2 separate regions of the Homo sapiens genome follow, and region 2 is linked to region 1. Evidence: chromatin contacts called from ENCODE Hi-C or POLR2A ChIA-PET data. All regions are on one chromosome and are shown on one strand. Each heading gives the region's core, a stretch centred on a gene start or an enhancer-like site at or near the end of the contact. The rest is flanking DNA. Distances are from core to core; before and after follow the strand shown.

Region 1 (6,573 bases), core at 360-2,859:
ACGGCGGGTGTCCTCTGCGCACAGGCTGGGACACACTCCCTAAGCTCCCGTCCCACAGAGCAGCCAACAAAGGGCCTTGGATTTGCCTTCCCTCCAAATGGCTGGAGACTCGGCCCAGAGGCCCCGAGACGCAGGGCTCAGGAAAACACAAGGCCTCAAAATGCGCCGGAGCAGAACCCGGACAGAGGCAGAGAGAGGCCTCAAGGAAGCACAGCCCCCAGGGCCAGGAAGGGGGACAGGGAGGGCCCAGGGTCCCCGCTCCCCAGCATGACACAGATGGCCAGGGGTCCGGAGATGGTCATGAGGCCACTTCTCTACGGCTGGGGAGGCCTGGGCTGAGGGGTGGCCAGAGTCCCAACTCACAGTCCTTCCCCGGCACTGACCGCCAGCTTGGGGACCTCAAATCACAAACAGGGACAGAGCACAGCAGCGTGACATCAAACGCCAGCCCGGCTTTGATGTGCGGCTCCTCCAGAGGGATCAGATTCCCTCCCTCATGCGGGATCTCAGGGAGGGGTGGTGGGCAATCGGTTCCAGACCTTCTACGCCGGCCCAGTGTGCAGGACGCCAGGGCCCGGGGGAAATTCCAGCGCCCGAGGAGACACAGCCCCTACTCCCCCTCCCCCACGCAGACCTCTGCAAGTCCCAATGTCCGCAGGGGCAAGACCCAGGGCCTCCCGGGGACCCCAGGCCAGGCCAAGCCACCAGACACCATGCTCCGAAGCCAGAAATGCAAGAAGTGCTTTGGGGCGCTTCCGCGGGTGCCTGCTCGCAGCAGGGTACTGGCACACTCTCACACACTCTCCAGCCAGCAGAGCTCCCCACCCGGCCAGGGCCAGAAGCCAGCGGGACGGCCAGGAGGGCAGACACGCCTCTGCTGCTGGCTTCGAGGGCATATTCTTTATGCACCACAAACCCCGCCCCGCTGGGGCCCCGCTCCGGCAAGGCGCGGCTGTGTGCTGGGGACAAGGCAGTGAGTCTAGAGCTCTCTGTGTTCATGTCCTGTCTGGGTATGACAAAGCCGGGCGCAAACACAGGTGCTGACGAGAGCCCAGGCAGCAGCATGCGCCCTGCCGGGAACAGAAGCTGTGGCTGCAGGCCAGGAGCCACTGGGCTCAGGGAGGCCCGCAGAGGGCATCACCCACCACATGACAGCCCAGCCGCCAAGCGGCTAGACAGAGCCTGGGAGAGCCTGGGGCAGGCTCCGGCCTTCTCAACCCAGCCAGGTCCAGACAGGGATGGACAAGGATGGACAGGGATGGACAGGAATGGACAAGGACGGACAGGGATGAACAGGGACGGGCAGGGATGGACAGGGACGGGCCGCAGAGCTCTGAGCTGGCCCAGCAGCATGCACAGACCCACCCTGAGTGTGGCCACAGGCCAGTGCTCCACCTGGCAGAGCCCTGTCCTCACCAGCAGCCCATCCCTACACCCCAGCACACCCAGAGGGCTGCAGAAATCACCCAGCTTTCCCGGAGCCACGGCTTTACCTACAGAAGGAGGAACAGGCTGAGATGCACTCAGCCAGCCCCCAAGCACTGAGTCAAGGCTGGGAGCAGAGGGCTGGGGGCCTGGGAAGAGATCCAGCCAGGGGCCGGGCACACTGGGGGCCACTCCCACCTGGGGTGCCCACGCCAGCACAGCCCGGGGGCACCTCTGAGAGAGGACAAATCCCCTCCATGGCTGAGCTCATGAATCTGATTTACAGAAAGCCCACCCTGCTCCCTCACGGTCTTCAGATGGAAAGCGGCTCAGCTGCTGTGTGAGTTCCCACGGCTCACCCTTGGCATCGTTCCACGGCAGGTCTCGGTCACCCACAACAGTCCCCGGTTCTCTTCCTGCTCCCAGCAGCTCAGCATGGTCCATCCACACCCCTGCCTTTCACCACTTGGCAACTAGGTCCTTACGGGACGTGGGATTCAAACTACGGGACTCGCCCGCCTGCCCTCGTGGACTGCCCAGACGTGCTACAGTATCCCCCGAGTCACAGTATGACCTCCTGGGGCTAGTGCCTGCTGGCTCTAAACCCATGGAGAGAAACTCCTCATAGGAAACCCGTTAGCATAACAATCTGTACCCCAGCAAAGATGCTGGTCAGAAAGGTACTCCCTTTCCTCCTCCGGGTGCCTCCAGGAGGGCCGTGTACCCCCAGGGCCCGTAGGCCATGAAATCCTCATTTCCATCTCATGCGTCTCCTATCACGGAAGGCACACTCCCCGTAATAAAGATCTCAAACTAGACACAGGCCCACCAGGCAGGCAGAGAGCAGTGTCCCCCAGAGCTCGGCGTGGAAGATCCCAAACTCAGACACAGGCCCACCAGGCAGGCAGAGAGCAGTGTCCCCCAGAGCTCGGCGTGGAAGATCCCAAACTCAGACACAGGCCCACCAGGCAGGCGGAGAGCAGTGTCCCCCAGAGCTCGGCGTGGCTGTTCACACCCCTCTGTGCTGGGCAGAACCTTCAGACTATAGGGAAAATGGGAAAGCTCGAAGCCAGCAGTGTGCAGCCTCTGTCTCCTGACGCCCTCCCTGCAGCAGAGCCTGAGAAGCAGAGTGGAGAGCGCCCAGTCCACGAGGACCCGGCCCAGACCGAGATGCTCCAAGTGCACCATACATGCAGGTCTCAAGGACTCTGCACAACAAGAGCATGAGACGGCTCACTTTTCTACTGACTACGTGTCCAGGAAGTCGTATTTTGGGTATACTGAGTTAACTACACGTATTACTAAAATTAATGACACCTGTTTTTATTTCTTCTTTAATGCGGTTACAAGAAAAAGTGAGTGATTGGCCAGGTGTGGTGGCTCACGCCTGTAATCTCAGCACTTTGGGAGGCCGAGGCGGGCTGATCACCTGACCAGCCTGGCCAACATGGTGAAACCCTGTCTCTACTAAAAAAAATACAAAAATTAGCCAGGCGTGATGGCGTGCGCCAGTAATCCCAGCTACTCAGGTGGCTGAGGCAGGAGAATTGCTTGAACCCGGGAGGCGGAGGTTGCAGTGAGCCAAGATCGCACCACTGCACTCCAGCCTGGGTGAAAGAAAAGAAAATGTGAGTCACCTCCATGGCCGACGTGTGGCTCGCTGGTATCCCTGAGGCCCCTGCTGCTTGAGACGCTGGTCGGGCCAGGGCTGCGTGCTACAGTGACACCCTCGCAGTGGAGCTGCAACGTTTCAAACACGTGGCAGTGTCCATCCAAGGAAATCACCCAGGGGTCCCCAAATACACAAAGCAGGCTCTGTCCCAGGGCAACTCCTGGGCACGCTACAGGCCTGCAGCCCCCAGCCTCAGAACGCCCCTTCGAAGCACAGCGCCTACACTGTCCCTGGACTCAGACCTCCTCCGAAACACATGAAAGAAGAAACATCAGCTTCCCGCCCGTCCCACTCTGCGGACACCTGGACTTCCCAAGGCCTCCCCAAGCCTCCTGGGCCAGTGCAGGGACACTAGGCACGAGAGCCTCCCTCCCTCATGCAGACCTGCTGGGGACCAGCTCCCAGCAGAGAGCCCACCAGGCACTCCACCCTCACCGTGGGGCTGGCAACGCCACCCACTATGAAACCTCGTCCATATCCTGCTCCATGGTTAGCAAACTCCAGCTTCTGGGACAAAGCTTGGGTCTGAGCTTTTAGAAATTTATTTAATATTTATTTCTGAGACAGAGTCTTGCTCTGTCGCCCAGGCTGGAATGCAGTGGTGTGATGTCGGCTCACTGCAACCTCCACCTCCTGAGTTCAAGTGATTCTCCTGCCTCAGCCTCCCAAGTAGCTGGGATTACAGGCCCTCACCACCACACCCAGCTGCTTTTTGTATTTTTAGTAGAGACGGGGTTTCACCATGTTGGCCAGGCTGGTCTCAAACTCCTGACCTCAGGTGATCCATCTGCCTCAGCCTCCCAAAGTGCTGGGATTACAGGTGAGAGCCGCCATGCCCGGCCTGGAAATGAAATGTGAAGAAGCCCTATCTTAAATTCCACCTCTGGAATTTAGCCCACAGGAGAAGCTGGGGTGGGTGACCAGGTGCAAAGGCCTCCAGCTGCACACTCTGCTGCAACCCTGCCCGGGATGCCCTGAGACACAGCCAGATGCCCCGCAACACCCACATGACACCCACACGACGGAAGAGCATGGCTGTGAGGAGTGACAGGTGCGGGACCCTTCAGGAAGATGTCCACAGCATATTCACCAGCAACAACAGTCAGCCACAAATCACTCTCCACCACAGGTGTGAGTGTTCATCAAATGAGGTGTACGTGCAGACACACCCGCAGACAGACCCACACTGCCACACAGACCAGGGCCGCAGGCTGGGGGCTCCGGGCTTTACCACCAACGGCCCCACCACCTCCTGCTGTCCCTGGTGTCTCGAAAGAGCTGCCCCACTTGCTCTTGTTTTTTTTTTTTTTTTTGAGACGGAGTCCTGCTTTGTCACCCAGGCTGGAGTGCAGTGGCGCAATCTCAGCTCACTACAACCTCCGCCTCCCGGGTTCAAGTGATTCTCCTGCCTCCTGAGTAGCTGGGACTACAAGCATGAGCCATTGCGCCCAGCTAATTTTTGTATTTTTAGTAGAGATGGGTTTTCACCATGTTGGCCAGGCTGGTCTCGAACTCCTGACCTCAGGTGATCCACCCACCTCGGCCTCCCAAAGGGTTGGAATTACAGGCGTGAGCCATCACGCCCAGCCACTTCTGTTGTTTCTTTTTTTTTTTTTTTTGAGACAGAGTCTCGCTCTGTTGCCCAGGCTGAGTGCAATCTTGGCTCACTGCAACCTCCACCTCCTGGGTTCAAGCAATTCTTCTGCCTCAGCCTCCTGAGTAGCTGGGACTACAGGAACCCACCACCACGCCCGGCTAATTTTTGTATTTTTAGTAGAGATGGAGTTTCACCATATTGGCCAGGCTGGTCTCGAACTCCTGACCTCGTGATCCACCCGCCTCAGCCTCCCAAAGTGCTGCGATTACAGGTGTGAGCCACCGTGCCCAGCCTTGTTGTTTCTTTTGTTTTTTTGTTTTTTTGAGATGGAGTTTTGCTCTTGTCACCCAGGCTAGAGTGCAATGGTGCGATCTCGGCTCACTGCAACCTCCTCCAAAGCGCCCAAACCCACCCCCACAGCCACCACCAAAGCCAGCTCCAAAGCCACTTCCAGAACCACCACGCCTGGCCAAGCCTGTTGTTTCTTAAACTAAGTTTCACACGAGGTTTACAAAGTCTGTTGAAGAGGCTTATGCTACCACAATGCCGGCCCCACCTCTCCAGACACCCTCGGCCCCTCCCCAGTGGCAGCCCCAGGCCACTCTGGGCCATTTCCTTACCTCCATCCCCATCTGAGGACTGACAGCACAGCCAGGGAGGACGGCCCTCACCAAGCACCTGTGCCTGTGGGAGCACTGGATTCTGTTCACGCCCGGGGGCACCGCCCGGCCCAGGGGCATTTCCTTCCAGACGTTCATCTTTCCTGACTTCTGTTCCCCGCGCTGTTTGGTTTTCTTCTTGCCCTCTGCCACTCTCGTCTCAGGAAGCAGCACAGAGCCAGGGCGCCGGGATCCCTGCTTCTCACCCAGTGCCCACACAGCGCCTGGGGCTGCCTGCCTCCCTGCCCGGCGCCACTCCTGGCTCGGGTCCCGCTCACCCCTGCCCGTGGCTTCGCTTTGCTCTCAGGCTCCGTCATCTCCTGCCTCGGGTCCCGCTCACCCCTGCCCGTGGCTTCGCTTTGCTCTTAGGCTCTGTCACCTCCTGCCTCGGGTCCCGCTCACCCCTGCCCGTGGCTTCGCTTTGCTCTTAGGCTCCGTCATCTCCTGCCTCGGGTCCCGCTCACCCCTGCCCGTGGCTTTGGCTTTGCTCTTAGGCTCCGTCACTGTTGTCTGAGTTCCGTTTTGGGAGGGAGAATTCCGTGCTCGTGCTTAACCCGCTGCCATCTCCAGGGGCCTCCATTCACCCCGACAGCCACTGGGGTGGCTTCCATCCCCATGACCACTGAGACCCGACGTGCAGACCTCAGCGCTCTCACCCACGAACGCAACACCCGTGCCATGCAGCGCGGCACTACTGTCAGACGGGAGCAGGCCCAGCCCTGGGGCCACCAAGCGCGCCCAACGCACAGTCACCTTCCCAGCGCCCGACGCGCGGTCACCTTCCCACAGGCCCTATGCTCGGTCCTCAAGACATGAACTCACCCCATCCACACACCAGCCGGGGCACAGGTGAGGAAACTGAGGCCCGGGGAGGGCGAGAACCCCCTGGCTCACAGCAAACCCCAGCCCCAAGTCCCTTCCATTCTGCTGAGCCTTTTACTGTGGACAGAGACTTCCAGCCAACGATGAAAAGACCCAAATTGACAAAGCACCAATTTTTACACATTCAGGAACAACGTTTAAACCATTAACCGACAGAAACTGATACACATCAATTACTTATTTTTATTTATTTATTTTTTTGAGACAGAGTCTCGTTCTGTTGCCCAGGCTGGAGTGCAGCAGTGCGATCTCGGCTCACTGCAACTGCCTCCACGGCTCAAGTGATCCTCCCACCTCAGCCTCTGGCATAGCTGGGACCACAGGCACGCACCACCATG
Region 2 (4,281 bases), core at 1,018-3,517, 61 kb before region 1:
GCCCGACTTCCCAGCACAGGGGTGGGAGATGCAGGGCACAGGAAGGGGGCCCAGTCCCAGACACCCGCGCTCCCTTGGTGGCCTCTGCTTCCTCTCGCCAAGCCCCTGGCCTCACCTGGTGGCCTCTGAGAGCTTGCGGTGGATCTCCTCGTACATGTCCACGTTAAAGGTTCTCTGCACGAAGGAGAGGGCCATCTTCAGGGCCTCCACCCGCAGCGTGGGGCAGTGATCAGCAATGAACTGCAGCCGTTCGATGCGCATCAGGCCGCTGTAGCTGGCCGCGTACTGTTCCAGATCCTGGGAGCAGGCACAGACAAGAGTCAGGCAGGATGGGAGGCAGGACCCTGGCCCCAGGCCCTGAGGGTCAGGAGTTGGGGCCTGACTGTCCTAGCCAGAATGTCGCCCTGGGCCCATAACCAGAACCGGGCATGGGGGTACGAGACTGACTGCTGTCCCAGGAGCTACGAAGACCGCTGGGGTGGGCCTGGCGCAGGAGCCTCAGGAGTGGGACCCTGCACCCGGGGGCTTTCGGGGATAGACACCCACTAGTGACTGCTGGTCGCTAGGCTGAGCGGGGAGGAGACCTGCCCTGGCTTCTCCATGAGCAGCATCTGAAGCTGAGCTACAAGCCTCATGTGAGTGCGCAATCAGAAACGCTGATGGTTTCGGGGTCAGAAAAAGACGACAGCGATCACTGAGGAGGATCATTCTACCTGCTGTGCAGGCTGCAGCGGGGAGTGTGCCCTGGACCCCTCAGCAGGACTGAGACACCCAAGGTCCCCCCACTGGGCTCCGTACCAGGCTGGGGTTCTCCACCACGTAGTTGACGTCAGGTGCATTCTGCGGGTCTTCCTGGGGGTCCACGTCGATCTGCATGGGCTCCACGGCCCCCTGCAACATGGGCCAGGCACCTGGCACCTCGTCCTGGGGACTGCCCCAGGAGGGCGAGAGACCCGCACTGTTCTCTGAGGTCAGCTCTGCCCAAGATCTTCCAGGCCAGTCGGACCACACTCCCGCCGCTGCTGTCCCCCAGGTGTGCCCTCCCAGTCACCCCCGCCCCCACCCAGGCTCCTGTGCCACCACATCAGGGAGGGGTCTCCTCACAAGACTCTAAGGCTCAGAAGCAGAAACCCCTCGCCTGATTCTAGCCGCTCATCTCTGAAAGCCAGAAAGCAGACAGGGGACAACCAACTACACAGGGGCCTCTGAGGGCCCCTACACGTTCCCAGCCACCATCCTGATGTAGTTTCCTCCAAGCCACGGAGAAGAACGGGACGCCACCTCAACCCCAGGAGGCAGGAGGACCAGCCCCCGGAATCTGTCCTGAGCAGCGGAGCAGCAATACTGGGCTGAGAGTCACGCCACGGAGTTGGGAGAAGGGGAAAAGAGTCATCTCAGGGAGCCTCATGGCCCCCAGCTGGGAGACACAGAGAAGCCAGGACCTCGGCTTAACACAAAGCAGGCTGGAAAAGCCGCCATGCCGGGCACTCGCCGGACCCGTGGGCCTCCCGCGCTCCTTCGGGAAAAGCACCAAGAGCTCGGCTCCCTCCGCAGGCCCCGGGCCCACCGGGGCTCCCTCCCCTCCTGCGCTTGGCACTGAGTCCCTGTCCTCGGCCAGCAGAGCAGCAGGGGCCCAGCCACAGCAGGGGCGGCCGGGGCCCTGCTCCCCCCTCCCTCGCTCGGGGGTCCCTGTCCTGGAAGGTACCTCGTAGAGCAGCGTACAGGCCGACAGGCTGGCGCTCAGGCTGAAGTCCCCGGCCGTGCCGGGCAGGACGAGGTCTGACCTACTGCTGTGAGGGGTGCAGTACAGATCTGTCACTGACGAGGAGGCCGAGCTGGGGGCCGAGCTATCCCTCATTCTGTCCTGACTTTCTGCACCCCCCGACCCTGACACAGAGCTGGCTGGCTGCTGAAGGGAGAAAGAGCGTTAGCGTCGGGGCGGCCGGGAACCTCTCCCGTGAGCTGCTGGGAGGGGAGGCGGGGCGGGCGCGGCCCGGCGGCCCCCGATCGCAGCGCGCAGCCACGGCGGAGACGCGCCCTCGGCCCTGCAGCCCCCGACGCGCGCTGCCCGCGGAGGCCCGGCACGGAGCGTGCCCGACCGACTCCTGGCGCAGGCCCCGCGCCCCTGCTCGACCTCAGCCCGGCCCCAGTGGCGGGGGGCGCGGGGGCGCGGAGGCCCGGGGCGGCCTCGGCTCGTTACCTGCAAGTTAAACACCTGAACCGGCAGCGGCATCTTGCACCCACCCCGCCGCGGCGTGCCGTCCACTTCCGGGGCAGCGAAGCCGTCGCTTCCGGGGCGCGGGGCGGGGCGGGGCCGCTGCGTTCTTAAAGGGGCCGCCGCCCACCCACGGCTCCGGCCAGGTTCTCCGCTCGCAGCGCCGGGGGTCCCGGCGGCCGCATGAGCCGCGCGCGTGGGGCGCTGTGCCGGGCCTGCCTCGCGCTGGCCGCGGCCCTGGCCGCGCTGCTGTTACTGCCGCTGCCGCTGCCCCGCGCGCCCGCCCCGGCCCGGACCCCCGCCCCGGCCCCGCGCGCGCCCCCGTCCCGGCCCGCTGCCCCCAGCCTGCGGCCTGACGACGTCTTCATCGCCGTCAAGACCACCCGGAAGAACCACGGGCCGCGCCTGCGGCTGCTGCTGCGCACCTGGATCTCCCGGGCCCGCCAGCAGGTGCGCCGGACCCCGACCCCGACGGCGAGCCCCACGCCCACCCGCCCCGCCTCCCAGGGTCTAGGCCCGGCCCAGGCCCCCGGAGGCTCCGCGCGGGGCGGGTCGGTCTCCGGCCTGGGCAGCGCCCCAGAAGCCTCATAGATTGTTTCTCCCCCAGACGTTTATCTTCACCGACGGGGACGACCCTGAGCTCGAGCTCCAGGGCGGTGAGTGTCCCCCACTCCCCGGCGCCCGCGGGATCTGCCCCCCGAGCCTTTCTCGCTCCGAAGCCACGGCCCCTTCGCTGCTGTGGGTGCCTTTCTCTGCCCAGGCTCCCGAGGCCCGGGGAGGCCCCGACGCTGCCCAGGTCACGCGGCCTGCGGAGGGCCCACCCTGCCAGCCAAGCTCTGCTCCCCACCAGCCTCTCACACTAGCCGCTTCCCGGGGCGTGGGGCTAGTGCCACGTCCCCTGAAGAAGCGCCAGCAGGGAATCCGCCCTTCCAGGCCAGGTCAGGGCGAGCTGCCTCCGTCCTGTTTCCACTCAAGAGATCCCAACCGATGGCCGCCTGCTTCAGCCTCGGTGGCACCAGCAGGGTCAGCGCGTGAGGGCTAGGGCTGTGGTTGGACCCAGGCAAGGTGTCCAGGCATGTCAGACAGCCACGTTGTGCCCTGGCCCTTGGGGGCAGGTGGGGCACAGGCCTTACCCCAACCCCAGTGCCATCCTCTACGTGCGTGCTTCCCGTCTCTGATTCGCAGGCGACCGTGTCATCAACACCAACTGCTCGGCGGTGCGCACTCGTCAGGCCCTCTGCTGCAAGATGTCCGTGGAGTATGACAAGTTCATTGAGTCCGGGCGCAAGTACGCGGCGCTGACCCGACCCGCAGAGAGCTCAGAGCCAAGCTGGGTGGGGGCCTCCTGTCCAGCCATGCCAGGCCCTCGTGCCCAGGACTCCCCTCGCCCACAGGTGGTTTTGCCACGTGGATGATGACAATTATGTGAACGCCAGGAGCCTCCTGCACCTGCTCTCCAGCTTCTCACCCAGCCAGGACGTCTACCTGGGGCGGCCCAGCCTGGACCACCCCATTGAGGCCACCGAGAGGGTCCAGGGTGGCAGAACTGTGAGTGTCGGAGCAGACGCCATCGGAGCAGACGCCTTCCTTGACACCAGCCCGGGAGGCACAGCAGAGGGCGTGGAAAGCTGGCTTGAGAAGGGCATAGGGTTGGGGGCCCAAGCTGATCCACCCAGGTGGTTTGCATGTGGTGTTTCAGGAGCAGGCCAGGAGGCCCTCACCGTACTGGGCAGAGAGGGGGTGTCTGGGCCAGGTGGGGAGGGTCTGGAGGCTACGGGTCAATGGCCTGCAGAAGCCCCCGGCTCTTTTTGCTCCAAGAAGCTTCTGTTACCTGGGTGGGATCTCCTAAGGGGCAGCTTAAGAAAGATGCCTGGGGAGTCCCATGAAGAGTCAGGGGTGAGAAGCCCTGTCCTGGGCAGCTCTGACCACCACCCCATCTTCAGGTGACCACGGTCAAGTTCTGGTTTGCTACTGGTGGGGCCGGGTTCTGCCTCAGCAGAGGCCTTGCCCTCAAGATGAGCCCATGGGCCAGGTGAGTGGGGGTCCAGCTGCCCGGGCTGGGAGGC

What was found. A loop is a pair of places that touch in the nucleus more often than their neighbours do. ChIA-PET counts read pairs that join two places held with the same protein, here RNA polymerase II (POLR2A). Pooled maps may share reads with other maps.
Region 2: a map of ovary shows a loop between it and region 1 (2.7-fold over the local background). The contact joins the promoter of GPS1 here to the enhancer-like site in region 1. A Hi-C loop is called at or near these places in 1 of 168 maps with a recorded cell type or tissue (ovary) and 2 of 50 pooled maps. POLR2A ChIA-PET finds 5 or more read pairs at or near these places in 3 of 52 experiments (H1, HepG2 and activated CD8-positive, alpha-beta T cell).

What each region holds. Positions count from the first base shown.
Region 1 is chr17:81,986,292-81,992,864 of GRCh38, reverse strand. All of the region lies in intron 4 of ASPSCR1 (ASPSCR1 tether for SLC2A4, UBX domain containing), which reads right to left. Among named protein-coding and RNA genes, the nearest start is that of ASPSCR1, 12 kb to the right of the region's middle. RefSeq lists enhancers at 971-1,678, 2,389-3,098. Within about 2 kb of position 1,609, at least 20 of the 41 ENCODE cell types and tissues checked have a DNase peak (open chromatin) inside an H3K27ac peak, as active enhancers do.
Region 2 is chr17:82,049,884-82,054,164 of GRCh38, reverse strand. GPS1 (G protein pathway suppressor 1) reads right to left here and starts at 2,267. Exons shown (of 13, transcript NM_001321092.3): 1 at 2,201-2,267; 2 at 799-891; 3 at 116-297. The coding sequence starts at 2,233. It overlaps RFNG (RFNG O-fucosylpeptide 3-beta-N-acetylglucosaminyltransferase), which reads left to right and starts at 2,354. Exons shown (of 8, transcript NM_002917.2): 1 at 2,354-2,665; 2 at 2,823-2,871; 3 at 3,401-3,503; 4 at 3,610-3,763; 5 at 4,159-4,247. The coding sequence starts at 2,399. RefSeq lists silencers at 1,960-2,089, 2,150-2,399, 2,670-2,819 and an enhancer at 2,040-2,709.